3 separate regions of the Mus musculus genome follow, and all the other regions are linked to region 2. Evidence: chromatin loops called from intact Hi-C (ENCODE). Cell type or tissue: left cerebral cortex. All regions are shown on one strand. Region 1 holds the start of Slc4a8 (solute carrier family 4 (anion exchanger), member 8). Region 2 overlaps Scn8a (sodium channel, voltage-gated, type VIII, alpha). Region 3 holds the start of Gm35569 (a long non-coding RNA gene).

Region 1 (8,000 bases), 200 kb before region 2:
GGCTGAGCCTTCCAACATCAATCAATCAGTTCTCAGGCTAGCCTACAGGCTGACTGGGATGATCTGGTCATCTCAGATGACTCGAGCTTGTTTCAAGTTGACAAAAATCACAACAATGATTTGTCACAGTGCTCTTAACCACTGAGATATCACGAGATCCTGAAGCATCTTTAGTTCCAAAACAACCAGCTTATTAACTGGTCCCTTCTACTTCCCCACATTTCAGCCCCCAAGTCTATAAAAGTAAGCATGTGCATTGAAGACAAATGAGGAAAAGGGTGGCTTTAAAAAGTTTACCAAGCTCTGTCTCTGTGTCTCTGTCTGATTCTGTCTCTCCCTGTCTCTCTCTCTCTCTCTCTCTCTCTCTCTCTCTCTGTCTTTCTCTCTGTGTCTCTTTTTTCTGTCTGCCTCTCTGTTTCTGTCTGTCTCTGTCTTTGTCTCTGTCTCTCTGTCTGTCTGTCTTTCTCTCTGTCTGTCTTTTTCTCTCTGTCTTTGTCTGTCTCTCTCTGTCTCTGTCTGTCTCTCCCTCACCCTCTGTCTGTCTGTCTCTCCCTCTCTGTCTCTCCCTGTCTCTCTCCTTGTCTCTCTCTCCCTCTCTCTGTCTGTCTGTCTCTCCCTCTCCCCCCCATCTGTCTGTCTGTCTGTCTGTGTCTGTCTCTGTCTCCCCGCCTCCCTTCCTCAATGCTCTACAGAAGGTGGGATTTGCCGCCACCTTCAGGCTAGGCCAGGCCTGAGGGCTAGAAGTGAGTCAGGCACTTCCTGTCTGAGTATATTGTTAAACTCAGATTTTATCCCGGGAAGATAAGATATTCAGTGAACTGACTTTAAACAAACCTTTCTGAGTAGGGTTAGGCTTGGTTAGAAGCAGATAAGACAAGTGTGTTTAACACAACACAAAAGGGCTCAGATTTGGTATCGAGAGCTTTGGCAAGTGGTGCTCCGGGAACACCTGCTTCTTGCAAATTTGAGAAGGGCTTCCTGCCAGGTACAGGAGTCCCACAGCCCCCTCACGCAAGCGTTCTTGCTTGCGTGTGACAATTTTCTAAGATTTCTCTGTTTTGTTCTGGGCCCCACCCCTCCTTTCCGGTTCTCTGCTCTGCCTAATTGTCTTAATCAGAGTTGTAAAGAAGGCAGGGGAGGTGGGGGGCGGGCCCTGGCCTCTGCACTTCATCTCAGAGCTTCAAGGAGTCTGGAGCAAGGTGTAAAGTCCGCACAAGGGAGCTCTGGGTGCTGTTGATGGTGAGGGGGAGTGAGAGCCATCGGAGCGCTTTCTCCTCTCCCTCTCTCTCTACTGGCATTTCAGTTTTGTGTCGTCCCCCCCCCCCCCCCCCGTGATTTGCCATGTTCCAGGCTGGCAGCGGGCTATGAACAAAGAGAATTGCATTCTCTCATCTCTCTGCTAGATAGGCTGTGACTTGGCAGAGGCTGAAATCAAACCATGCACCTGCTGAACCTTTCTGGCGACAAGAGTCACCGCCTCCTTTCCTTCCACAGGAAACGCTCCATGACTACACAGGAGAACAAGCCCTAATTAAGTCTTTCCTTGGATCCATCTTTTCTCCAACCTTTTCTTGGGCTTAGACTTGTAGTTAAGAGAGATATCAAGAGACAAAATTTTTAAATTTGAAAAGGACAGGAAGGGCTAGGGATGTAGCTCAGTTGGTAGAGTGTTCCCCTAGCATGTACCGTGTACCTGAGTTCATTCCTCACTACTGGACAAAAAGGAAACAAACAAACAAACAAACAAACAACTCAGACATAAAGTCCAATATAGGGTCAGCTGGAGAGCCCAATGCGAGTGAGGAAGGAACCCCTGGCTGGGTGCCAAGGATGGGGACAGACGAAAACTGATGGACAAAATAAGAAGCTTTTGATGAAAAAAAAATTGATTGCAATTACAGAACATTTTCTCAGATGTTTTGTTTCTTGCATTTTGTCATTTTTTTCTCACATTCACACTCACACACTCACACATTCACACTCACACATGCACACACATTCACACTCACATGCATGCACACACATGCACTCATTCACTCACACACACTCACATATACTCCCTCCCACACAATGCACATACATTCACACACACATGCACACACACTCACACTCACACACATGTACAGACATACACACTCACACATCCACATTCACACACATGCACACACATGCACACATTCACATATACTCCCTCTCACACAGTGCACATACATACACATGCACACACTTTCATACTCACACTTTACACACATGCACACACATTCACACTCATACACTTTACACACATGCACACACATTCACACACATTCACACTCACATATTCACATTCATACTTTCACACACACATGCACATACATGCACACATTCACTCACACACATTTATACAAATACACTCCCTCTCACACACACATGCACACATTCACAACCACACACTTTACAGACATGCACACACTATAACACTCATACACTTTACACACATGCACAATCCACACACACACATTCACAGACACATATTCACACTCACATTCACACTCACACACATGCACACACACATTCACTCACATTTACACAAATACACTCCCTCTCACACACACATGCACACACATTCCCACACATAAAGACTTTGGTTGAGGGTGAAACATGAACAACTGTCATACTTTAGGATTCGAACATTGAGTGACTAGGTGGCCATCTTAATTTGTGTGAAGTGTACTTTACAGTGTTTACACACCGATGGCCTAGCCTTCTAGAGTCTCTTCAGAGCCACTCTGTCCCTGGCCATGTCTGTTTACACTATGCAAATTCCTGGGCTTTGTATATTTACCTGGAAAGAGACTTAAGAGATTTGTTGTGTATCCAGGAGTTTAGACCTGCTTCCTCCTCCCGGACTGTAAGACTCACCAACACTAAAGAGCTGAGAGGAACAGAGGCGAGCTCGGGAAGACCAATGAGGCGGGGCCTTAAAAGCCAGGGAAGCTCCCAGGCATCCCGAGGGAAGGATGGACGCCCACGCGTGGCCTCCGGGGTCAGATACGGCTGACCTCAGCCCAAGCGTCTCTGTCTCTGTGCACTTGCTGTTTTGGGTGGGTGACCTGGGTCAACTGACACCGCTAAGTTTAAGCTTCTCATCTGTGAAATGGGATCAGAGTCTATCTCAGTCTGCCTCACAGAGTTGTGGCTTGGATCAGGTGAAGTTGTCCCGGTGGTTCTGTGTGTGTCTGTATGGCTTGGAAAGGGAAGACCAAATGAGCCCTGGGAGAGGAGCCTGCAGTGTCAGACTCTGCTCCTGGCATACTTTTGTAATTCACATAACTGGCCTGAAGATGGCGCACTTGACCCTCAAGGGCCACAGGTCCTGCCTCTTTGCAGCTAAAGGGAAACCAGATCTAGGGAGGACTCCTGGAAATCCTTGCCCTACCCTGCCCTCTCCTTCCGTGGGTGGCTGAGATCTGTCTTGTGGGGACAGTTAGGTATTTGGGCACATCCTCCCTTTGGCCACCACCTTTAGCCATCTTTAATGAACACTCTGCTTTGGGTTTGTGCTGTAATCCATCCCACCTTCTGGTAGCTGCACGTTGCCCAGGAACTCCTGAGCCAGACAGGCTCTCTTTGACACGCTGGACTCTTGGGCTGTCCTTGGCTCCACAGAGCGCCCTCTCTGGTGTAACCGTGTTCGTTCTGTCACAGCCTTCACAGTAGCTGCCATAGCTTACAGTGGTCTCTTCTACTTGATTCCTGTCTCCTCACTAAGTTCCGAGTTCCGGGGGGTTGGGGGGTGGGGAAGCTTTTCTCATTGCTGTTTGTCCAGCACCCAAGACACAGGATACAGAGCTCTCAGTAAAGCCATTTTAATTAACAAATAATGATTGAATCCCTGCTTAGTGACTGCCTGACCTAGACGTTGCTTGGTTTCTCCGTGACTCAATTTTCTCATTAGTGAGACCGAGAAATAACAGAGATGCTATGACTACTTCGATAAATGGCACATTTATTTCACTAGGCCCTGGTGCCTGGAGGGATGGCTCCCTAAAACCTTTAATGGCATGATATATATATATATTTGTGTGTGTGTGTGTGTGTATTTTTTGGTTTTTTTTGAGACAGGTTTCTCTGTGTAGCCCTGGCTGTCCCAGAACTCACTCTGTAGACCAGGCTGGCCTCGAACTCAGAAATCTGCCTCCCTCTGCCTTCCAAGTGCTGGGATTAAAGGCGTGTGCCACCACCCCCCGGCTAATATTATTATCATTATTATTATTATTATCATTATTATACAAGGAAAGTAAAGTTTGAATCTATTATCCAGCTGTTGTGGTTTGTATATGCTCAGCCCAGGGAGTGGCACTATTAGGTGTGGTCCTGTTGGAGTAGGTGTGTCACTGTGCGAGTAGACTTTAAGGCTAGCTGCCTGGAAGCCAGTATTCTGCTAGCAGCCTTTAGATGAAGATGTAGGCCTGCCTGGATGCTGTCATGTTCCTGCCTTGATGATAATGGACTGAACCACGGAACCTGTAAGCCAGCCCCAATTAAACGTTGTCCTTATAAGAGTTGCCTTGGGCGTGATGTGGTGGCGCACGCCTATAATCCCAGCACTTGGGAGGCAGAGACAGGCAGGTTTCTGAGTTTGAGGCCAGCCTGGTCTACAGAGTGAGTTCCAGGAGCCAGGGCTACACAGAGAAACCCTGCCTCCAAAAACAAAAAAACAAACAAAAAGAGACAGAGTTTAGAGCTTACAGGGTTCTCCCTATATTGACAGATTGATCTCAAAGCCTCCAGCATCCTGTCCAGCTTCCCAAGTGTGCCTCCTGCTCCCCTTCAGCATCAAGTCTGTACTGAGTACCTGGCTGACCTAGAGTTGTGCCCTTCACTAGGACTGGTTGGGATGACTGTCACCGAGTTGCTTCCCCACCCCACCCCACTGTTTTTTTTCCTTTAGATTTATTTTTTGTATATGAGAACAGAGTCACTGTCTTCAGACACACCAGAAGAGGGCATCAGATCCCATTACAGATGGCTGTGAGCCACCATGTGGCTGCTGGGAATTGAACTCTGGACCTCTGGAAGAGGAGTCAGTGCTCTTAACCGCCGAGCCATCTCTCCAGCCTTACCAGAACATCTTCTAATTATAACATTTCTTTCTACTGCTCTTTTCACTACTGTTTTCCGTGTTGGACCGACTGTGGCTACTCTGCATGTTACCACTCTCAAATCTTGGCCCCAGACTGGAGATGTTTGCTCTCTTCACCCTGGCAGGTGTGTGCGCACACGCACAAGCCGTGCTGTGCACATGGAGGTCTGAGGTCAGCTTGCAAGAGTGGGTTTCTTTTTACATCGTGTAGGTCCTGGGGGATCAGATTCGGATAATGAAGCTTGGTGATGAGTGGTGTCACCTGCTGAGCCATTTCGCTGAACCTCAATACATGTATAAATAGATTGAAATAAACATACATATATTTGCAATCTTCTAGATGCCTAGCAACCTCTGAAGCTATGTGGAGTACAAAGGCATAGAAAGAAAAAACGTTGTGAGATGATAACCAGGCAAGGTTCCTTTTATAGATGATCAAAAATAATGATGTGAGTGATGGCTGGAGAGATGGCTCTGGGGTTATGAGCACTGACTGCTCTTCCAGAGGTCCTGAGTTCAAATCCAAGCAACCACACGGTGGCTCACAACCACCTGTAATGGGATCTGATGCCCTCTTCTGGTGTGTGTCTGAAGACAGCGACAGTGTAATCACATACTTAAATCTTATTTAAAAAATGATGTGCATGCATGCACATGCGTGTGTGAGTGTGTACATGTGCACATTTATGTGTGTACTCATGTATAAGTATGCATGTGGAGGCCAGAGTTTGATGGCAGACACCTTCCTCAATAGCTCTCCACTATTGTTGTTGTTGTTGTTGTTGTTGTTGTTGTTGTTGTGTTGTTTCAAGACAGGGTTTCTCTGTGTAGCCCTGGCTGTCCTGGAACTCACTTTGTAGACCAGGCTGCCTCAAACTCAGAAACCCGCCTGTCTCTGCCTCCCAAGTGCTGGGATTAAAGGTGTGTGCCACCACTGCGAGGCTATTTTTTTTTTTTTCTAATGTGCATTGGTGTTCTGCCTGCATCTATGTCTGTGTGCTACATTTATTTCTTGCACCTGAGGAGCTCAGAAGAGATGAAAAAATTCCCTGGGACTGGCATTCTGGATGGTTATGAGCCTCCATGGAGGACCCGGAACCCAACCCAGGTCCTCTAGAACAGCAACAAGTTCCCTTAGCTGCTGAGCTGTCTCTCCAGCACTCTCTGACAGAATCTCCCACCAAGTCTGCAGCTCATCATGGATTGGTTGAGACTGAGGCTGGCTGGCAAGCTCCGGGGACTCTGCCGTCTCTACCTTCCCCAGCACTGAGATCACAAGCTTTTGCCTCCAGACCCAGTTTTCCTAGGTGCTGCGGATTGAACTCTGCTCCTCACACTTATATGGTAAGAACTTTTTAGACCGAGCCATTTCCCCAGCTCCAGAGACATTAAGGCCCAATCTTGTTTCTTATTTTGATTACAGTGTGTACTGATGATATGTGGAGATTGAAAAAAAATATTTTTGTGTGAGATAAGGTCTAACCAGGAAGTCTAGGCAGGCTTGAACTTGCTGCTATCCTGCCTCAGCCTCCTGAGGGCTAGATGAGCCTGCACCACCATAAGGGTTGAACTTTGACATGTACTGGGTCATGCTCCTTTCTGCAGTTTTGGCAGAGGCTGAGATTGATTGCCACGATCCCTTTCCCCTCAATGGCTTGGACTCACCTCCACTCTCAGGAGACAGAAGACAAAGGCCCCTTTCTTTCTCTCAAGCTACGGATGGTTAACCTACTCTGTTTCCTTTTAAACTCAGATCAAGTCGAATGCCTTACTCCTCACTTTCCAACCTCGCCTCAGATCGGTTAGTTCCGCTGCTGAACAATAATTCGTCTTACAGTATGTCTTTTGGACACGTTGAAATCACCCTCAGCTCAACCCCCACTGTCTGCTGTCAGTCTTAGACTGGGGAGACCCGAGTCTCAGCCTCTTTGACTGCTTCCTGTCTGCTGCTCTCTAACGCTCTTCAATCTGGCCACTAACTCAAGGGTTAAAAGTAATTTTAGAAGGCTCTCTCTTCTCATTACTTCCTCCTGCCATCTTGGTTTCGGAGGGAAATTTTCTATTAATTTAAAACCCATCTTCCGAGGAATAAAATCAGAACAGGTAAACCTGACACTTTCCCAAGAGTCAGGTGCAGCTGCAAACAGAGGCAGGGATTTTCAGTTCCTAGCAAGCAGTAGGAAGGACCTCGGAGCCCGGAGGCCCCCTAAGGGGGGAGGCGGTTTCTAAGGCAACCGGCGCGGGGAGGGGGTTGGCTCTCTGGCGCCCTCCTCCCTTCTTCCTGGTAGCCCAGGGTACCGCCGGACAGCGTCCTCCCGTGCTCCGCGCGCTGATTGGCTGCTCGGGGCGCCCTCTGATTGGCTGCTGCGGGCGCCTCGCGGGCTGATGGCTATGAAGGTGGCGCCGGTTGATGGTTGACCGATCCTTGGATCCAGGGTAGGGGTCGCTGCGCGTGCGATCGTCTCACACTGGACTACAGGGCGCGGACTGCTGCAGCTCAACCTGGAACCTACCGGCGAGACCAGGCTCCGCCCGGCCATGCCCGCCGGGAGCAACGAGCCGGACGGCGTCCTCAGCTATCAGGTGGGCCCCGCCTCCCGCTCCTCCCCGGCTCAGCCTCGGTGTTCTGCCCACCGCCCCGCTCCTGCCCCAGCCGGGGTTCCAGGCGTGTCCCCGAGGGCAGGGGGGAGGCCCGCACGGGACGCCAGGGGGCGCTCCGGGTGGCCGGGGAGGGTGACCTTGGGCCGAGCCCGGAGCCGCCGGCACTGCAGCATCCCCTGCGTCGCCGGCTGCCCGGTGTCCCGGAGCAGTGACCTCTGTCCGCGGGTCCCGGTTGGCGGCCCACACCGGCTTCTGGCCTTGCCTAGTTATGCTG
Region 2 (8,000 bases):
TTGAGAAATTTAGCTGATGGTGGCTGTAGTATTTTTATTTTTGTGTTAAGAAAGTACTTTATCATTTAAGGGGAGACCTAGAGTGGGGTACAGCTCGTGTGTATAAAGATGTGTGAACAGAAGAAAATGTTTGTGGGGGGGTGGGGTGGGGCGGGGGCAGGCGATTATCAGGAGGAAGATGTCGTTCCACTGTGAGATGGGAGAGCGTGATGTGTGCTGCATGTCTGCAAACAGAAGTGACACTTTATTCTAGGGAGACACTCTCTACTCTAGCATTTTAGAATCTACATTGATTGGTGTGCGTTTAGAAATCTGTGTCCTCAGTAGACACAAGGCTGCTGATACAGTGGGCACATGACTGGATTTTTGCTCTGATCTCATGATCTGGATTTTTTTTTTCCTGAGCCTTACTTTTATCTGCCACAGGATAAAACTTCATCTGCAGACATGACTGCAAAACATACATACAACTCCTAGGGATACTGCCACATCGGCATTTGGCTTTGTCAACCAGGGGATTCCTTTAACGTGAATTTGGGTTTTTTTTTTTGTGAGGCTCTTGCTACAAACAAACAAACAAACAAACAAACAAACACATGCCTCTGTTTCTTAGGGAATTGTTCATAAAATTGGGAACATATATCTTTGATACCTAGTGGCCTTCTCTCTTCCTAAAGAAAGGTAAATGGGCTGACAGTCAAGTTACTCTGATAAAATTAGCACACCACACACCAATTAAGAGAGTAAACCCCAGAACGCCCTGGATTATCAATTCTTTAGAATATACTCTGAATTCTTCTTGCCCATTTTTTTTAAATACCTGTTCCTTAAATGTTTATATTTTGAAATTTTTCTTTTTTCAGGGGAACACAATAAAATCATAACTTGTATATAAGACCCTTTCTTCCCCCCTGTTTTCAAACCCCCACCCAGTGATACCATTACAAGTTAACTTTGGTTTGATTCTGCAGGTATATAACAGAGTTTGTAAACCTAGGCAATGTTTCAGCTCTACGCACTTTCAGGGTACTGAGGGCTTTGAAAACTATTTCGGTAATCCCAGGTAAGACGGCCCGGGCTTGGTGTCAGGTGTTGGGTTAGGGCCCTGACGTGACGTATTGTACTTTTTTTTGTTTTGTTGTGGTTTTGTGTGTGTGTTTTTTTTTTTCCTTTGGTGTTTGTGTCTGTACCCGTGTTTGTCATTTGTGTCTGTGTGTGACCTCCCTCACTACAGATATGTGACAGAGTTTGTGGACCTGGGCAATGTCTCAGCGCTGAGAACATTCAGGGTTCTCCGAGCTTTGAAAACTATCTCTGTAATTCCAGGTGAGCGAATTCGTGCACAAGACCAGTCTTGCCACGCTCCTACTTCCTCCCATTCGTAATGTCTGCCACATTTGAACCTGGGATCGGCACATCTGATATGCCTTGTCTCGCTCTGCATGCTTCCCCCTGAGAAGAATTCTCTGGAATGGCCCTTTGGTCCTGAGGCAGACGTCTCGGACCTTGCTTGCCGGGCATGCGGCTCTCATTCCATCCATGCGTTTGAAATAAAAAATAAAAAAAGCACATGCTTATAAACCCTTAGGCCCTCACAGCACCCGAGGAGAGGTGTACCGGGGTGGGCTGTGCCTCTGTATGTGGACCACTCGAATCATGGCCTCATGGAATTACAGTGTCTTTAATATCCACCCCCATTCCACTGCTTGTGATTTCAGACTTCCCGTAGCATGTTCTGCCAACAGCATGTTATCCAAAGACTTGTACTTTTACTGGTGTTATACGAATGTAATCATTTTAGTCAAGGAGCAACTTGCCCAGTTAACTAGTCAGGTCAGACTAGTTAAAGTGGAGAAGGCTTGGAAGTCAGTGAGACAGATTTTAAGTTACCGTCTCCCATATTTTGCAAGTGTCTGCTTCGGTAGAGTGAGACCTGGTAGGTGTCTCCTGGGAGCAGACTCAGGGGTCTCAGGGGTCGCTCTCAAGTGCAAACCCCGGTGAGAGCGTATACAGGTGCTGATTTAAAGTCAAAGGTAAGCCGTAAACAAAAATCGGAGAAACTGGAAGGGACGAAAGGAAGAAGAGAGTGGGCGGAAGACTAGTTCAGTGACAATCTCCTAAAGATATTTGCCTTTTACTCTGACCTGGTCCAGCTAGCTCAGTGGTTCTAAATCTCTTGAGGGTTTTTGGTCCCCTAGAGACACAGATGAAATTTCACAGACACCCCATCCACCATCAGGTTAAGATTCTGTCATCTAAAATCATTGCATCCGGGGAAATAACCTTTCTAAGAACCAACCGGCCTTGAAATCTAGAAGGGAAGGTATGTTTGAGGTTAAGACTGACAGCAACGAGGCAGAGACAAAGGCATGTTGATGCCGTCTGGGCTTTAGCTAGGGTCGAGGAGAGAAAGGGAGACTCCTTAGAGTCCCGCTGTCCCCTGGGTTCTATGGAAACAGGGTGCTGAGCAAGCACCATCGCCTGATCTTGTAGGCCCTCCTCTTGTGGCTGATTACAGAAACCGTTCTTTTATCCTCTATTCAACATCACGCCAGTGTCCTAGGTGAGGGGGTGGGGGTGGGGACACAGAGATCTGAGGTGTGAGGAGAGGAACCACAAGGGTGGTAACCCCCAGGCAGGCCTTCATCTGCAGCAGCTGGACCACCATGTCTCTCCTTTCCCTTTCCCCTTGGTCTCTCTGCTCCTCTGGCCCCTTTAACACGATTCCATGTTCCTGCTCATCTCCCCAGCACACCCTGCGAGGCATCTGTCTCTTTATGTTCTTGTGATCTCAAAACTTCTCTTCCAGAATTAAATCGGAAAGCTGTGTTCTGTTCACTAACTGGGGCAGCAGATGCTCTCCCCAGCCTGGCTCATCACTGCTGTTCTTGTCTCTGCTGTAGGGTTAACTTTCAAGCCGGGAATTTCTGCAAAGTAATTCCTGTCAGGTTACTTAATACTCTGTAGCGTGTGTGCATGCGTGTGCATGTGTAAATATGTAGTGTCTATAGCATAGGGCCTGGTCCACAGCAGTGCTGCATAAATGCTTGTACTAGAAGCACTTACCGTAAAAGCCCAATAAAAGGTCTATGTCCAAGCTTCACGGTCTGAGGTAGATTCTCGGATTACTATTCCCATAAGTGACCCCTCCCCACGCCCCCCCCCCCCCCGAGTCGAGCTTTGGGAAGCTAACTGTGATGAAAAACTAACTTTAACTATAGTAAAGCTAGCAGTCCTGTCAGTGACAAAGCTTTTTCTCGCTGTTAAGCATTTCTGAGGGAAACCCAGGTGTTGGCATCTTCTGTAGAATTCGGAACTTGTCTGTCATTCCCTGGAGGGCTGATGTCCTGTTCCTGTAAGCTATCCATGTTTCCTTCCAAGGTGGGGCCACCTTGTGTACATCAGTGGATCAGCAGCTATCTCTTGCTTAAAAAAAAAAAAAAAAAAAAAAAAGTCAAAGTTACTTTGCTCCCAGGTTGCAGAGCTGGGACACAGTAGCTCTCAGTAAACACTAAAGTCATGTACACAACCACGTCAGAAGGATTTTCCGCTCTCCCCCTTCTCCCATTAGCCATTTGGATCTTAGGCTTTTCCTGAAGCGGTTAGGGCTATGAAAGGAAGCCTGGGCATATCGGTCACTTTTCAGGCTTTCGTGACAGACTGTCTGATGAAAGCAACCGAAGGAGGGAGGGTTCGTGTTGCATAGAGAAGTGCAGTCCATCATGTGAGCAGGTATGGCGGCAGGAACATGGGGCCACTGGTCACACGGGTACACAGCTAGCGCGATGCTCCCTGATGCTCGATGCTTGCCACGCCGCTGGCCTTTGTGTTTAGTGCAGGACCCTAGCTCGTGGAATGGCCACACCCAACCCTGAGGGTAGACTTTCTGCACCTCATTGAAACCTGCATGGACACCCTCTCGGACACGCCCCAGAAGCTTGTCTCTTAGCAATTCCAAACCCTGTCAAGTTGACAGTCCAGATTAGCTGCTTCAGAGGGTAACCAGGAGTTGACACAACACGGAGCCTGTAAGATCTCGTGGCAATCTCTGCAGCTCAGCTCTCATGTGAGAAATGCTTGCCGAGAGCCTTCACCCCATCTTGTCCTGGTTAGCGTTTTGCTTTTGTTTTTGTTTTTTTCAGTTTTACATCTTGGTAGTTGTTTTGAATGTGTCAGGTCAGCCAGGATTCTATTAGTACACGCCAACCTTTTGTATAAGAAGTCTTTCCCCAAGAACCTCCGTGGCACTTACAAAAGACCAATCTCACATTCTGACCCTACTTATTTGATGGCTCAAGATTGGGCAGACAGGCCACTTGTGGCTTCTTCTTTGCTTCGAAGGCATCATCTTGGAGAACGGTGCATACCTCTGTGCTGAGAGAGCCATTGTTTTGGGGGCAGAATTGGTGAGGTTCCCCCTGACATGGAGCTATTCTGCTGGGAAGTTCACATCTTTCTTTCTTAATTTTGTTTTGTTGTTGTTTTTGAGACAGGGTTTCTCTGTGTAGCCCTGGCTGTCCTGGAACTCACTTTGTAGACCAGGCTGGCCTCGAACTCAGAAATCCGCCTGCCTCTGCCTCCCAAGTGCTGGGATTAAAGGTGTGGGCCACCACTGCTCTCGCTTTTTATTCAGTGGCGGCCAGGGCAGAAAGTGATCATCTGTTGACTCCATCGGAAGTGTCACCTAACACCTGCCCTGATCTCAGGAGTTCTCCTGGAGAGGACCCTTCCTTCACCTTGGTCAGACCTGGAGCGAGGGAGAACTGCAGCTCTGGGTGCTGTGGTGGGCTCCCAGGCGAACCTGCAGCTCCCAGTGCTAAGACATACTGCTGTCTTCAGAGTTGTGGGTCTGCCTTATACTTCTCTTGGACATTTCCTTTCTCTATGTTCATTTCTGTTTCTTCCATTCCTTCCCAGTGAGTTCAGGTAGCAAACAGACAGTGTGAGTGGCTTTTTCTTCCTGCCCAGTTTTCCCAAAGCCTTTTCTTTAAACGTATACATTGCATACGTGGCAGCTTTTCCTGCTTAGCGGCAGGGTAGAAAGATGCTTTAAGACTATAGTCATTGATGGTTTGGTTTTATTTATTTATCTTTGTAGTTTGTGTACTTTGTGACAGGGTTTCTCTGTGTAGCCCTGGCTATACTAGAACTCACTCTGTAGACCAGGCTGGCTTCAGCTCAGAAATCCGCCTGCCTCTGCCTCCCGAGTGCTGGGATTATATAGATTATATAGACTTCTATTATATAGATTATATAGACTTCTATTATATAGATTATATAGGCTTCTTCCACCACCACCAGGCTGATTGTTTCTTTTTAAACATTCAAGTTTTAAATCTTGTTGCTTTTGTGTTTCTCTTCCTCTATGTTGAAAATATTAAGGAAAAATAACCAAAAGTAATAGTGGTCCTAGGTGGAAAAAGAAAAAGAGAGAGCCAGCATCCCCAGGCAGAAAGTGAACGAGGCTTGCTTTACTCCTGGGACTAGCCGGACTGATGGGCACTGGGGGCTCTCCTTTCTTTTTTTAAAAATTTTTTTGAAGATTTATTTATATTATGTATATGAGTACACTGTAGCTGTCTTCAGACACATTAGAAGAAGTATCAGATCCCATTACAGATGGTTGTGAGCCACCATGTGGTTGCTGGGAATTGAACTCAGGACCTCTGGAAGAGCAGTCAGTGCTCTTAACCACTGAGCCATCTCTCCAGCCCGGAGCTCTCCTTTCTGTCTGGCCGAGAGTGATTCCAACATTCATTTCGTGAGAAATCAGCTCACATGGCTTCAAACTGCTTACACGTCTCAACCTGAGCAGCAAATGGGAATTTGAATTAACTTTATGAGTAATTGGACCTCCATAGCCACAGATTGTTCCCAACATGCATGGCTGCTTCTCTGGACACAGCACACAGGTGGCTTTATTAATTTGCTCAGGGGATTTCTGGTTATTGCGCACAGTGACAGAAGGGACCAAAGGTGCCTTTGGACGTAGAGTGGAGTAGAAGCCTGCAGTGCCAGCTTCCCCTATTTCTCCAGACCCCTAAAGTACCCAGCCGCCTCTCCGGAGGCTGTCCTTCGTACCTTGAGTCCTCCTGTCCTTTCAAGGTCTGTGGTAAATGTATGAACCTCTGTGAGGGTACATGCTGATGCTGGTTAACGCTAGCCTCTCGGGAGTTCTTGTGGTCCAATTTGCCCCCACGTGGCTTCTTGCGTGCTCTGTTGTGTAGGAGTCGTTTTGAAGGCGCATTCTGCTCTGATTTGGATAACCAGCTTTTCAGGGTCTTGCTTGTTCTGCTGTGTGGTGCTGTGAGCCAACAGAAGAGGCAGGGCAGCTTCTCTTGACAGCCGGGGCAGTGGCAGTCTACATACTCTGCACAGGCTCACCAGGTCATGAATTCCACCAGGAGTCTTGTGTCTCTGCCGACCGCTGCTTTTGGTGGTTAACTGTATGTTCTCCATGAGCAACCACACCAGGCAACCTGGCTACAATACTGTTGACAGCTCTGCAAATTCGGTGGCTCTGTTATCAGCCCCAGGGAAAGAGGAATTGCCAGTGAGGCCAGTGTACAGCTCGGTGGACTGTCTAGTGCTAAGGACCTGACCAGCACTGCTCTGTAATGTGTCCTCATCCTGCACACCTGGTGTCTTCCTGCACACCTGGTACCTTCCTCCTGCACACCTGGTACCCTCCCCCTGCACACCTAGTGCCCTTCCCCTGCACACCTGGTGCCCTCCCCCTGCACACCTGGTACCTTCCTCCTGCACACCTGGTGCCCTTCCCCTGCACACCTGGTGCCCTCTCCCTGCACACCTGGTACCTTCCTCTTGAACACCTGGTGTCCTCCTGCACACCTGGTGCCCTCCTCCTGCACACCTTGTGCCCTTCCCCTACATACCTGGTACCTTCCTCCTGCACACCTGGTGCCCTCCCCCTGCACACCTGGTGCCCCCCTCCTGCACACCTTGTGCCCTTCCCCTGCATACCTGGTACCTTCCTCCTGCACACCTGGTGCCCTCCCCCTGCACACCTGGTGCCCCCCTCCTGCACATCTGGTACCTTCCTCCTGCACACCTGGTGCCCTTCCCCTGCACACCTGGTGCCCTCCCCCTGCACACCTGGTACCTTCCTCCTGAACACCTGGTGTCCTCCTGCACACCTGGTGCCCTCCTCCTGCACACCTTGTGCCCTTCCCCTGCATACCTGGTACCTTCCTCCTGCACACCTGGTGCCCTCCCCCTGCATACCTGGTGCCATTTCTCAGTCCTTTCCCCTGTGCCATCCTCTCTTTTCCTTTGAGATCTGGATGAGAATCTTGGAGAGCACTTTGCAGATGACTGCTGCTGTTCGTGTGACTTAGAGATTACTCTCGCCTAATTAAGATTTATTTCTCTGAGCCTCTATGCAGTACAAGCAGCCGAAATGTCATCCCCGGCTAAGTTTCCACTTTAAACTTTAAGCTAAACAAACTCACCAGCAAGACAATCTAAGCCTCAGATGTCAGAGCACTTGAGGAAAGTGTCTTTAGTTTTGTGGACTCCTGTTTGCAGATTTCCTCAGCTGTGACGCCTGGCTGATGGAGAAGGGATAGCAAGACACCGGCTTGTGAGGATTCAGGCCCATCTCTAGGAAGTGAGCACCAGGCCTGGGACAGGAGCTCTTCTGGAAAGCTTCAGGCTCCAGTCAGGCACCTCTGAGGCAAGCAGAGCGCAGAGCCAGAAGACCCCAGAGACCCGAGAGACCGGAGAGTTCTTTGTCTCTGCCTCTCTCTCTCCACATGTCTGTTTCTTTCCTTCTGAGTACAAATCCCTCTACGTTCTTAATCACTCTTTAAATGACCCAGAAGGGCTGCTGCAAACTCTCAGTTTTATGTTAGTATTTCTGCCACGTGACCAGATAACTGTTTCTTGTCCTGCTCCAGGTCCTTATAGGAAAGGGTCTGGGTTTAGGTCAGACGACCACGCTGACATCCACAACTCCCAAGAGAGAGTCACCTTGTACA
Region 3 (8,000 bases), 130 kb before region 2:
AATATTTTGCTCATGCCGGGCGTGGTGGTGCACACCTCACACCTTTAATCCCAGCACTTGGGAGGCAGAGGCAGGCGGATTTCTGAGTTCGAGGCCAGCCTGGTCTACAGAGTGAGTTCCAGGACAGCCAGGGCTATACAGAGAAACCCTGTCTCGAAAAACCCAAAAAAAAAGTATATATATATATATATATATATATATATATATATATATATATATATATGTGTGTGTGTGTGTGTGTGTGTGTGTGTGTATGTGTATATATATATGTATATATATGTATGTATGTATATACACATGTATGTGTGTATATGTATGTATATGTGTGTGTGTATATATATATGTGTATATATATATATATATATATACAAACATGATATATATACATATATATATATCATATTTTCCTCTCCCCCAGTCTCCCAGATCCCCCCCACTCCCTATGCACCCTACTTTGTATGTTCTTTCTCCAAGAGAAAAAAAAGGAAAGAAAAACACCCAAGAAATTTCCAACAACAAAAAAAGCACACAGAAAAGAATCCCACAAAACCAAAAAATCAAAAATCAAACAAAAGTTTATAAAAATAGCAGTAGTACATTTTCTTGATTGACGATTGATGTAGAAGGTGGTGTCGTCGCCCTTGAGCAGATGGTTCTGGGGTATCTAGGAATGCAGGCTGAGCAAGCCAGTAAGCAGCAATCCTCCCTGGCCTCTGCTTCAGTCCCAGCCCCTAGGTTCCTGCCCTGACTTCCTCCAGTGATGGCTTTCAGTGTGATGTGCTGATGTGCGTGCGAGTCAGGTAACGCCTTTCCCTAAGCTGCTTCCTTTATCCCAGCAAGAGGAAGCAAGGTAGGGCAGCTCCTAACCCTGGGTCTGCATCTAAAACAGCCGGATCCGTAAGGAAGGAGAAAAGGTCATACCAGAAAACAAAACACCAAAGCTACACTAGCTGGGGGACGCCCCAACTACACTGCCCGCAACAAGAGTCAAGAAGTCAAACCAGAGCTCAAATCCTTATCCCGGAATCGTGCAACAAATCCAAACAGTAAAACACTCATACATGCCCTGAAAGCGTTTGTTCCAAACACTGGACATGCAACTTTCCCCCCTTCCCAAATGGCCAAACAACCTGGAAAGCCTTTCCCAGGAGAAAGGCCCCTTCAGATGCCAGGAAACAAAACACTGATCAGGTGTCCTGGCGGATAGGTTGTGACATAAGCCATTACCTGCCTCGACCTGCTCAGGTGTCACTGGGCCTGATGGTGGTCAGGCCTCACAGTGACCAGTATGGTCTGTTCAGAGGCCTCTGGAGAAAGAGAGAAGCCCAAAGCACATTTTTAAAAGGAGCTGCTGAGAGGGAGGGGGAAGAGACTCAGAGTCCTGGGCTCTTCTCGTGTTTCTCCCCAAAACTCCGGTTTGGAGCACCTACCTGTAAACGGCAACATCGGAGTTCCCCAGGCGTGGTAGGCAGCAAGGGTCCTGTCAGTGCCAGGGAAGCCAAAGAAAGGAGCCCTGAGGTGGGAGGACTGACGGTGCTGCTGACAGTTGTGCTGAGTCAGATGCTATTGAACATAAGCAATGGTGTACTCACATAAAATAAATAAATCTTAAAAAAAAGTTAGGAGCCAGAGGAAGACCTTAAATCCTGGCCAGGACTCCACTAAGAGAGATGGATGCTCAGAGAATAACCTTGACGTAGCTCGATCAATACAGAAGTGACAGGAATGGGGTAGTCGGAGACACAGGAAAACCACAGGCTAGATCCAAGGAGCAACTGCACCTGGGGCGTGGGGTAGGTGGAGCGAAACATGTTCCAGTGTTTCCTCATGTTCCACCTGAGGAAAATGCTCCAAAGACACGCAAGGGCCAGATTATCTCATGGGAAGCTGAGTGTGTGCATGTAGGTCTGTGCTGTGTAGTGTGTGCCCATGTGAGTGTGTAGAGGCCACAGGGTGATGTTTTCCTCTGTCGCTCTGCATCACCTTTTTCAAGGCAAGATATCTCACTGGAGCTAATCACATCCACTGGGCTGGCCAGCCCGTGAGCTCAGAGATTCCGGTCTCTGCTTCAACCCCAGTGTGGGATTATCGGCACATGTGCACATTTCTGGCCTCTTACAGGGGAGCTGGAGATTTGAACTTTTACAGCAAGTGTTCTTACCCACTGAACTATCTTCCCAAGCTCTAGACATTTTTGTCTTTAAAGAACTGTTTTCTCAGAGGCAAGAGCGATGCCTCAGCAGTTAAGAGCACTTGCTAGTCTTGCAAAGGACTCTAGGCGGATTCCTAGCATCCCAGTGAGGCAGCACACAACCATCTGCAACTCGGGTTACATTGTATCTGATGCCCTCTTCTGGCTTCTGCAGGCACCAGGTATGTATGCAGCACATGCATGCATGTGCAGAGAAAACACACACAAATAAACTTTTTAAAACTTTTTTTTTCTTTCAAGATTAATAACCGCTGGTCTGGAGGTGTAACTCAGCACTGAGTTCCCGCTTGGCATGCATCAAAGGCTGTGTTCAGTCTCCTATTGCCACAGACTTATTAAACTTATTTAAAAGTGTGTGTTATTCGTGTGTGCACGTACATACGTGTACATATAAAGAGGCCAGAGGTCAACATGGGGTATCTCCCCCCTCTCACTTTCCATGTTACCTATCCAGACAGGGTCTCTCACTGAGCTTATAATTAGCTGACTGACTAGACTGGCTGGCCAGCAGCCCCTTGGATCCTCCTGTCTCTGCCTCCCAGCACTGGGATTAATTAGCCACAGACACCTGCACATGTAAAATGCTCTTTACGTGAATGCTGGGAGCCCAGACTCATCATTTTGCACAGCGAGCACTTCCCCTACTCAGCCACCTATTTAGAGCTATTACTTGTACAAATTAATAGAGTTCACTGTGAGATTTCCATATAAGCAAATATCACACACCCTGGCCACACCCACTGACCCAGTACCAGGACCTTTGTACCTTGGTACCAACCCCGCCAACACTAGAGGAGGGGGCGCCAGGGTGCTACAGGTGTGGAAGGGTGAACAGGAAAGGACAGGAGCCTCTGACAGGGATAAGGAAGGGTGCTGCAGACAGACAGCATTTCCTGGGAGCAGGCTGGGAGAGGGGAGGGCGGTGAAGAGTGGGTGGGGAACAGATGTCTGAGCTGAGAGGAGGGCGCAAACGGGTGATGGGAAGAGAGAGTGGGATGGGGCTGTCTGCTTCTGAGGCAGAGCAGGTGGGTGGGGACCTCGGCACGGTGTGCGGTGGATTACATGAGACCCAGGTTAAATTGTAAGACCAGAGGAGGGTGTAGTCCTGGTGGCCCCTGCACCTGCCTGCTGCTGTCGTTCCCAGGCCCCTTTACAGGAGAGCTTGGCTGACTCATGCCAGCTGCCCAGGCTCCAGATGCATCTCTCTGTCATGCCCACCGCTGAACAAGCCCCTGCTACTGCCCTCGCCTCTCCTACCCACCTTAGATGTGCTGTGCCAATCAATCCCACACTGGCCGACACCCTTTTATGTGGCGGTGTTGTCTTAGAGGGCCCTCAGCACAGGGATGCCCTGATTCAAGCATGGGCACCTTTTCTGCCAGGCGACCATAGTAGTGAGACCCCTACAGCATGACCCTTACACTGCCTCCCCACTCTGGCCCCCTGCACCTCTCCTGTGGAACTCCCCATACCGTGTCAATGTACACGAGATGCCAGGCCAGTGATTCAAACTGCATGATATACCTCCCCCGGCAGCCCACTGAGCTACTCACCTAGTTCTTAGATGTGGAAACAGGTCAAAAGTTAAGCAATTTGACTGCTCATGGTCTGCAGGCGACAGAGCTAGGATGCAAAGCACAGTCGTGTTTCAGCGAGTTTTCTAGGCCCCAAAGACCTTTGAGGGCTGAGCACTTCGCTTTGGTCACATCTGCACCGGCTTCGCTAAAGACGACATTTCTACTATGCTGCACACTGTCCCCTATGCTTAGCACAACTGGGAAGGTGGTGGCACACATGGATAAGAACTGAGGAGGAAGCTGTCTTTTCTTACCATTTGTGCATGTGGGTGTTTTTTTCTGCACCACTTGTAGTACTGGAGAAGGCCAGGAGAGGGCATCAGATCCCCTGGAACTGGAGTTTCACGTGATTAATGCGAAATCTTGGGTGCTTGGGATCAAACACCATCTTCAAGAAGAACAGCCAGTGCTTTTGACTTCTGAGCCATCTCTCTGGCCCCAGGAGGCTGATGACTGGTGGGGGCCAGCTGAGTAAACCTTCCATAGGGGTCCCTGGATCATGTTTGTCCTATGCTCTTGGCCAAGGGGAAGTCAGTAGATTCAATGGCCCCGGTCCTGACGATGCCCGTTAGAAGCCTTCATTTCCTTCCCAGGGATCTAGTTCTCTGTTCAGTAGAATGGAGGAGTTGTGGGTACATGGCTTCTAAGCTCTCTCACAGCCAACATTTCTTGAATCTAGACAGAGGGAAGACATCCTTCTGCAGGCTCAATTCTGGGGGCCAGAAGCCATAAAAGTTAGACATGGGACCAAGGAGTTGGGTTAGAGGACCAGAGAAACAACCAGAAGGGTCTGGGAAGACTGGAGTCTGGGAATCCAGCAGCTGAGAGCCTGCAATAATGCTATCAGGTGTGTGTGTGTGTGTGTGTGTGTGTGTGTGTGTGTGTGTGTGTGTAGGGAGACTTTCTTTCGGTCCTGAGGCCCTCAGAACCTCTAAAAGAGGCCATTTAGTGCCTGTGTGTCTCCTAGCACTGACATATTGGTGTTGATAACAAAATAAAGGGTGTGTGACCTTCAACCTCTTGTCTGGAGAATACAGCTTCCTATTATCACAGGACAATAGACTCAGGCTTTAAAGAGATAGTAGAAACCTCTGACCAGAGGAAACCTGTATTATGGCACCGTGGAAAGAGACCCAACCCACAGTCATTACACCGACCCTGCAGGTGAAACGCATCCCTAGAATCAGAGTCTATCCCACTAGCAAAGCCCTGACCAAGAAGGGTGAGAATGAACACCATAAAAGAACTAGAAATTGGCCTCCCTGACTCCTGGCCCGCTGTGCACACTGTGGCTGTCTCAGCAGCCACCCTGACTCCTGACCCACTGTGTGCACTGTGCCCATCTCAGCAGCCACCCTGACTCCTGACCCACTGTGTGCACTGTGCCCATCTCAGCAGCCACCCTGACTCCTGACCCACTGTGTGCACTGTGCCCATCTCAGCAGCCGCCCTGACTCCTGACCCACTGTGTGCACCATGCCTGACTCAGCAGCTGCTCTCTGAGAAAGGGAAGGTGGCACCTACCTGCCTACAGTCCTGCATACTCTTTAGCTGTCCCTGTAAGGCAGCCACTCTCCTTTCTACAGCTCAACTCCCAGCCCGTCACCCACATCTCCCCTTGCGCAGGCCAAATGCACCAGCTGCGTCATATGTAGGGAAAAGTGTGGCCTCATGCTCTTCAACCCCAGCTCCTGGTCTCCCCTGGCTGCTGCCCAGGCTGAATCTCTAGTCCCTGCTTGCAGGACCCCCAGCTCCACCTCCTCCCCGTACTCCTCCCAGGACTGACAAGGCACGGGAATGCTTTTGGCTAGATGTGGTTTCAAATAAAACCATTTGTGGAGCTCTGTGTAGGAGGCATAATTATTCCTATTTTATGGATGAAAGCACTGAGGGTCCAGATGCCGAGTAATTTCCCTGAAATCGCACATCTACGGAGTGGGCTGATCTGTCTTCAAGGCCCTGCCACCCTGAACCAGAGAAGCGGTTCAACAGTTAGGAGCACTGGCTGCTCTTGCAGAGGACCTGGGGTGGGGTTCCTAGCACCCATATGGCTCGTAACTGTAAGTCCAGTTCCAGGGGATCCGGCATACATACAGTGCACAGACACATAGCATAAAATAAAACCGTTTATGAAGCTCCTCTGACCTCTCAGAGCCTCCAGAGGAGCTTTCCTTGTTTCTAACCCTGTCTCCCCACTCACAGGGTTTCTTCTTGCTTTAATTCCTGCAATACCAGGAAAACAACTATTTTTTCATTATCCAAATATACAATTATTTCATAGTATTAAATATGCTTTCCCTCACTCTGCCTCCTGCTCCCTCCCTGCCCCTGCCAAGGAGTCTGCCAGGCATTCCCAGAATTGTTTCTCACCACCTCCTCGGCAGGCAGCTCAGCTCCAGAGGGCGGGAGCTGCTTCAGCGCCTCAGGGTAGGAAGCACAGGAGCCTCTGTCACAATCAGAACCTGCTCAGCCCCAGGAGGGGACACAGGCCCTGTGGCTTCCCTGCCTTGCCGGCTCTCTGCGTTAGAGAGCATCCGCGGTCCCCAGAGAGAAGTTCATTCTGGAAAGACAGCATCCCATTTGGCCTATTCTGGAGGGCAGCCATGGGCCCGGCTCCCTTGTCAGAGCTCTCCTTCATGCAGAAGACCCTTGAAATGGAGAGTTCTGTTTCCTTCTTAAAGATGAGAGCACTCAGGGCCAGTGGGCTACTCAGTGTTGTTCCTCCTGTCCCTTGAGGCTTCTTGACAGGCTTTCCAGTTCTCAGAACACAGACATTTAACCCGCCCGACTTTGAGGCCCGATCTACTAGTGGCTATTTTAGCTTAAAGATACACAGTGGGCTTGGCAATTCATAAAGGAGGATTATAAGTCTGAGGCTAACCTGGGCTACATGACTTCAGGCTAACCTAAGATACAGAGTGAGACCTTTCAAGAAGAGAGAGGCGGTGAATGTAGTTCAGTTGGTAGAGCCTGGCTTATACGGAGCCCTGGGTTGAATCCTAGTACTGTATAATCTGACTGTTAGTGCCACAGGAAACTACAGTTCCACAAATTCCAAAAGGTGGTCCTGGACTAGAGGAAAATGATTGTCAGTTAGATAAAAGCCAGTATTCCTCAGGAACTTTCCAAGCCAGTTCCTCTCTACAAAAGGAGCCATTTTCCCTCACCTTTGCAGGAAGGGACAAACATCTTCGGTGGTACCTATTAACAATAGGTGGTACCTATTAACAAAGCACAGGCTGACCTCCAGGATCCCTCAGTGTCATGCACACCCAATGCACATCCCAGAGACCACGCAGACTTCACCTTCTCTCCCTAAACTCCCTTCTGTTTGTGGGTTTCCAGCCCCTCAGCTAACTCATTCTTCCTTACAATCCTGCTGTTTTATACTCTGTCTGTCTGTCTGTCTGTCTGTCTCTCTCTCTTACTCTCCCTCCTCTCCCCCTCTCTCCACTCTCTCCCTCCCTCTCTTATTCTCTCCCTCCCTCTCTCTCCCCTCTCTGTCTCTCTCTCTACCTCCCCTCCCCTCCTCTCCCTCCCTCCTCTCTCCCTCCCTCTCTCTCCCCTCTCTGTCTCTCTCTCTACCTCCCCTCCCCTCCTCTCCCTCCCTCCTCTCTCCCTCCCCCTCCCTTCCCCTCTCACTCCCTCCCAACTGCTCTGCTCCTGTTTGTCCCCAGTCCGGTCCAGTCTACTTTTTTCTCTCTCTCTGCTCTAGACTCCTCCTGATGTCTGGATGTTCACCAGTTCTCTCACATCAGATGTGATGGCCCACACCTTCAATCTCAGCACTCGGGAGGCAGAAGCAGGCAGATCTCTGCAAATTCAAGGCCAGCCTGGTCTACGTAGTGAGTTCTAGGGCATCCAAGGCTACACAGAGAAACCCTGTCTCCAAAAAAACAAAATCAAAAAGCCTTTCCCTGTGTTGTGTTTTGTGAAATATGCTCTAATGCTGGGGGAGGGAGCACCTCAGTGGGAGCACCTCAGTGGGCCAGCCAAGGCATTTCCCTGAGGAGTCACCACAGGCCTAGTACAAAAGGAAGTTTTTTTGTGGGGGAAGGGAGCCAGGGAATGGAGCAGGGACCTGAAAGGGATAGAGGCAGAGGGAGAGGGAGAGAGAAAGGGGGGGGGAGGAAAGGGGAGGGAGGGAGGGAGGGAGGGAGGGAGAGAGAGAGAGAGAGAGAGAGAGAGAGAGAGAGAGAGAGAGAGAGAGA

Evidence for each region. Peaks named below come from ENCODE experiments on the same cell type or tissue, not always from the same donor. Only the 100,000 strongest peaks of a DNase experiment are listed, where the experiment ranks them.
Region 1: a loop joins it to region 2, with 2.8 times the contacts of the local background. A loop is called at or near these places in 4 of 42 quality-filtered maps.
Region 3: it touches region 2 in a loop (2.5-fold over the local background); 4 of 42 quality-filtered maps call a loop at or near these places.

Annotation. Positions count from the first base shown.
Region 1 is chr15:100,754,267-100,762,266 of GRCm38, forward strand. It overlaps Slc4a8 (solute carrier family 4 (anion exchanger), member 8), which reads left to right and starts at 7,481. Exons shown (of 25, transcript NM_021530.2): 1 at 7,481-7,708. The coding sequence starts at 7,664. In left cerebral cortex, CTCF peaks have their summits at 738 (motif pointing left), 3,334 (motif pointing right), 7,375, 7,578 and 3 weaker places; DNase peaks (open chromatin) are centred at 775, 3,340 and 7,428; H3K4me3 peaks cover 1,180 bases; H3K27ac peaks cover 1,302 bases.
Region 2 is chr15:100,958,369-100,966,368 of GRCm38, forward strand. It overlaps Scn8a (sodium channel, voltage-gated, type VIII, alpha), which reads left to right. Exons shown (of 26, transcript NM_011323.3): 5 at 1,235-1,326. Among named protein-coding and RNA genes, the nearest start is that of Scn8a, 26 kb to the left of the region's middle. In left cerebral cortex, a CTCF peak has its summit at 3,389 (motif pointing left); DNase peaks (open chromatin) are centred at 2,828, 3,360 and 6,145; H3K27ac peaks cover 2,833 bases.
Region 3 is chr15:100,826,791-100,834,790 of GRCm38, forward strand. It overlaps Gm35569 (a long non-coding RNA gene), which reads right to left and starts at 7,217. Exons shown (of 2, transcript XR_384456.4): 1 at 3,766-7,217. In left cerebral cortex, a CTCF peak has its summit at 4,109 (motif pointing right); DNase peaks (open chromatin) are centred at 3,173, 4,062, 5,570 and 6,175; H3K27ac peaks cover 4,352 bases.